2 separate regions of the Homo sapiens genome follow, and region 2 is linked to region 1. A link is an interaction called in ENCODE POLR2A ChIA-PET data of the cell type or tissue named here. Cell type or tissue: PC-3. All regions are shown on one strand.

Region 1 (2,500 bases):
TGCCACCACTCAGCCTCATCTTGCAGAGAGAAGCACACTGAACGGCTGGGAGGGAGGAAGGTCAGTACAGCAGCCTGCTACCCACTGTTGGCAGGCGCTGGGCTGGAATCATCCCTGGTCATCTCATTTAATTCTCATGAGAAACTTTGTGAAAATATCCATTCCTATTTTACACACAAGGAAACGGAGGCTCAGAAGGTGAAATGACTGGTCCACTTATCTGGAGCAAGAAGGCATTGGTTCTGGGACTTGCATGTCTGTGATTCCAAAGCTGGTCTCCACCTCCCACACCAGACTACCAGAGGCTAAATGCCAGAAAGCAGCAGCAGACCCTTCCCTTCCACAAAGGCAGCTGGAAGCACGGACATGGAACACATCCCAGGGGCAGGGCAGGCCTGCTGGAAACAGTGAGCAGGAGCTAGGAACTGAACAAATGGCATTGGCCCTGGAACTATGCCACTGCTCAGCAAGGACGACAGCAATGGGGACTCCACTCTGTATTACGACATGGCTGAGTTCCAAGGAAGGGGCTCTTAAGCTGTGCACTGATTCTGATTCCTCTATCTCCATGTCCAAACTGCTCCTCATGACCCGTCTGTTCAGCACCCCTGGCCACATGACTGACTCACCTCCTTATGGGAGTCTTTGTGGGCTTCCAGAGTCTTCATAATCGTCAGCTCGGCGTAGTTTTTAAATCTTGCTGGTTGATTTCTCAGAATTTCCCTCAAAACTCTTAACGCCAGTGCTCGAATTGAATGCTAGAATACAAAGGGAAAGGAAGACATCACCAAACACCACACAGCACTTTCACACACAGCAGTCAGCAGGGTCGGCAAGGCCAAGCACCCAGTTCTGGGTTCCCTGGAACCTCGCAGAACCCTCTAAACAGATCACACAGTTCACTTGAAATCAGCTTTACTTGACACTGGCTCTCTAGACATCAGCTCCATGAAGGCAGGCACTGTGCCTTAGGGTGACATTCCCAGGACCCAGCGCCTGACAGGCACTGAGAAAAGCTACTTGAACGAGCCATGCACTTGAGACCAAATGAGGATGATATACCTAAGTTCATTATCAGTTTTCTGGGGATTTCCAGATTTCCTGAGGCTTCAGGCTACAAATTATGCTTCTGTAAAATGTATGAAAGAATGTGTATAAAGCACCTGGATGTTTCATCAACACAGCCTGTAAGAGTGAACTCCACCTAAGGACAGTGGAAGGCCTGTCATTATTCCTGACCTTCCATGTGATGAGATCACTGGGTGTGTACAGGCCTCGAGTTGGTTAAGGCCAGAGTCACGCATCTGGAGGAAAGCCATTCCAAACAGACTCCTGATCTCAATAAAAGAGAACGTAGTTTACACCAAACAGAGCCAGAAAGTACATCCTGATTCTTTGCCACTCATCTGTACAGTTCACACACTAATACACCATTTACCTGTCTTCTACATGACATCACTTTATCTCCCAACAGAGCCAACAAGGCATAACTGCCTTACGAGCCAATACTTTGTTTTTTTTAAAAGTATTTTTAAAAAGTTTTTTTTAAAAAAGTAAAACAGATTACTTATTACCATTCTTCTATTTTTACTTATCCCTAAACCAAACCATTAATCCAAAGCATCAGAAAGCTATCTGAGTCACCACGGCATGGCATGCAGCAGCCTCCCTGTCACTCAGTTGCCATGCAAGTCCCCTCTAGCTGGCCCTGGGCATGGCCTGCCACCTCCTGGCAATCCTCCCATCCCCTTCCTCCAGCCCCTCCCCACAGCACTCTCTTCTCATTTCTCTTCTCCATGTGGATGGAGAAACTTTTTCTTGTAGAGGTTTAATTCTGGTAATTCTCAGCATCTATTCCTGTTTCCATATAAGGGACCAGCTCCACAGGTGGGAGAAGGCAGGACTTTGACCAGATTACTCCCCCCTTTAAGAGTTCTCTATGTGCGATGTGCAGATCACAGACCAGGCATGTCAGAAATGCCTAGTTTGTCACATTCAAGTGTCCCAGCATGATGAAGCTTTTTTTATTTTTAAATTAATAATACAAAAATCAGAATCATGCTTCTGGAACCTGCCACTTGACTGATTAAAATTATTGGAACTCTTAACATATGTAGGGGGGGACCAAGATGGAATTTCATGGAATGTAGCATTTAATCAGGTCTTTTAAAATGAAACTTTTTCTCAATTACATATGAAACAAAAATGAAACTCACAAGTAAAAAAGTACATCCTAAAAGACCACATTCTATGCTAATAAAGTTTTAAGAAATTCTGTGTTAAAGCAACTAGATGCAGGAATGAAGTTTCCTCAACTACTATAAACCCAGTTGCAGACCATGCACGTAAGCCAAGCAGCAGCTTGTTGCTGATAAAAACATGACCTTACTAAACGTGCTCAGAAAATATGTGAAAAATGAACAAATAAATGTTTTGATGTAAACAGTAAGCACAACCCAGAAAGTAAAGCTGAAGCTAAGCCCAATAAGAAAAGGACATC
Region 2 (2,500 bases), 200 kb before region 1:
AGCCATGCAGAACTGTGAGTCAATTAAACCTCTTTCCTTTATAAATTACCCAGTCTCTGGTATTTCTTTATAGCAGTGTGAGAATGGATTAATACAGGAAATTGGTACCAGGAGTGGGGTTCAAACCCATGCAGACAGATGTCCATTATGGACATGCTTGTCTTTCCCAGTAAATCATGAGCACTGGGCAGATACAGCAAACTGAGAAAAAACATAACATCAGCCACAGATGGAGTGAGAAAGAGACCAGAAAATGGGACAGTGGGAGTTGAGCCTGAAGCCAGCACTCCCGTGTTGATTCTTTCTTGTTGCCTTTAAGATTTGTTATTTGCCTTTAGTTTTCAAGAGTTTGCTCATGATGTGTCTTGGTATGAATGAGTTTCTCCTCTTAGGAGTTAACTCAGCTTCTTGAATATGCAGGTTTATGTCTTTTTGCCAAATTTGGGAGAATTTCAACCACTGCTTCTTTGAATATTTTTTCAGCCCCACATTCTTAGTCCTGTCCTTCTGAGACTCTCATGACATGAATGTTAGGTCTTTTGTTGTGCCCTACAGGCCTCAAGCTTCTGTTCTTTTTTTCAGTCTCTTTCTCTCTCTTGCTTAGATTGGGTGATTTCTGTTGCTTTATCTTCAAGTTTCCTGATTGTTTTCTCTGTCCTTTCCATTCTACTGTTGAATCCATTCAATGAGTCTTTCAGTTATTTTTAACTTCTAAAATTACCATTTGGCTCTTCTTTATATCACTATTTTTTTTGCTAAGACTTCCTATGTTTTCATTTGTTTTCAGTGTGTTCAGAATTGCTCACTGAAGCATTTTCATGATGGCTGCTTTAAAGTCCTTGTGGGATAATTCCAATATCTCTGTCATCTCAGTTTTGATCGTTTTTTCTTATTTGAGGTGAGAGTCTCCTGGTTTTTGGAATAGAAAGTGGTGTTTCCCTGTACCTTTGTCATTTTAGGCATTATGCTATGAGACCCTACTTCTTATTTACATTTTCTGGCCTCCTTCTTCCACGGAGGAATGAAAGTCCCTGCTCCCCCACTCACCTCATTTGCTGTCACCCCAGCAGGGGACGGCTTCTAGCCTGGATGAAAGTCTCAGCTCCCACTTGGCCTTTGCTGAAGATGTTGGGGGTGGAGGCCACATTTTTTGTGTGTGTTTGACTGGAGTCAGGTGATTATCTTCTAAAAGTTTTCTCTCCACTAGGCTGCCTCTCTTCTGGTCCTTTGGCTAGAGAGAACAGGCTTTTGTTGGGGCTCTCTTTGGTCTGTGCTTCCTGGCTTTTTGGGTTGCTGGCAATGCCAACATCATCCAGGGTATATTAGGCAAACAAACAATCCTGGGACATTCGCCTCTGAGGTCCTTAGCCAGGCTGCTTTCTTCTTCCCCCTCCAGGGTCTTCTCAGGTTGTTTTGTGTATAATGCCCAGAATTTCTAGCTGTGCTTGGTGGGAGCCCTAGGAAGAAGCAGCTAGCTGGGAATATATTCCATGTGCCACACAACATCTTGCTTGCTGAGTCCCAGCCTTTCTGCATCATTAAATACTTTCCATGCCCCTTTGTCACTCTCCACCTTGACACATTCCCTTGCCTCATCATTCCTCAGAGGAGTTGACGTTGGGAGGCAGAGACAGGAAGATATGACTACAGTTTGTTTTTAAGAAGAAAAAATGGTACCAGTCCCCAAACACCTCAGCCTTTCAGAGCCTCCAAGTTTCCTGGGAGAAAAATCCCAGAACCACATGGGTGGGAGCTCCATGACATGCATTTGGTTTTGCTTCAGAATTCACTGGCCAAGGCACTGTGAAAATCCAAAAGTCATTGGCCTGCTCTAAGCCGTAGGGTGTGCAGAAACCTCTGAAGGCTTCATTAAGTCTTGAAGAAAATAGGCCAATGGAAAGGCCTGCATTGGCATCCTCAGACGAACCCTTGGCCTAGCTGGCTTTTCATAGGCAGGGGCCTTTGGACCAGCCAGTGCAGAGAAGCGGACGTGGCTGTGGACAAGTGTCTCCCAGCTTATCTTCTGGCCTCTGGCTGGCCCAGCTGGGCAGTCCACAGAGCAGGTCCTCAGGGTCTGCTCGAACCCCTCAGTGCTCCACTGCTTGTCTCAGCATGGCTCAGGGTAGGGAGGAGAGGGTTCGGTTTGATTTCAGTCTGTCTTGGGTGTAAACCCCATTGAAGCACTCAATAGCTAATGTAACTTTGGCCACATTCCCTAAACTTTCTAAATATCTGTTACTTCCTCTATAAAATGAGAATGACAGAAACTAATTCATGGGATTGTTGTAAGGAACAGAAACAAGTATGTGAAGTTTCTGGCACGTAATTTCCATTCATTCTGTCAGGCATTATCATCACAGTTAAAGAATTCCAGGGTAAATAAAAGGTCTCCAGTGTAAATATTGCAGACATCATGAGAAGTGTGTATATGTGTGTATGAATGGTTATATTTCTTTAGTTGGGGGCGCTGGAGTTCACCTTGCATGTTAACTCCATGGAG

The links. ChIA-PET counts read pairs that join two places held together with the same protein. Peaks named below come from ENCODE experiments on the same cell type or tissue, not always from the same donor. Only the 100,000 strongest peaks of a DNase experiment are listed, where the experiment ranks them.
Region 2: POLR2A ChIA-PET joins it to region 1 with 6 read pairs; 2 of 35 experiments call an interaction of 5 or more read pairs at or near these places.

Annotation. Positions count from the first base shown.
Region 1 is chr2:121,362,543-121,365,042 of GRCh38, forward strand. CLASP1 (cytoplasmic linker associated protein 1) reads right to left here. Exons shown (of 41, transcript NM_001395891.1): 38 at 630-758. Among named protein-coding and RNA genes, the nearest start is that of TFCP2L1, 79 kb to the left of the region's middle. In PC-3, no CTCF peak of the experiment used is centred here; DNase peaks (open chromatin) are centred at 1,299 and 1,649; H3K4me3 peaks cover 337 bases; H3K27ac peaks cover 2,500 bases.
Region 2 is chr2:121,157,558-121,160,057 of GRCh38, forward strand. No RefSeq gene overlaps it. Among named protein-coding and RNA genes, the nearest start is that of TFCP2L1, 130 kb to the right of the region's middle. In PC-3, no CTCF peak of the experiment used is centred here; no DNase peak of the experiment used is centred here; H3K27ac peaks cover 266 bases.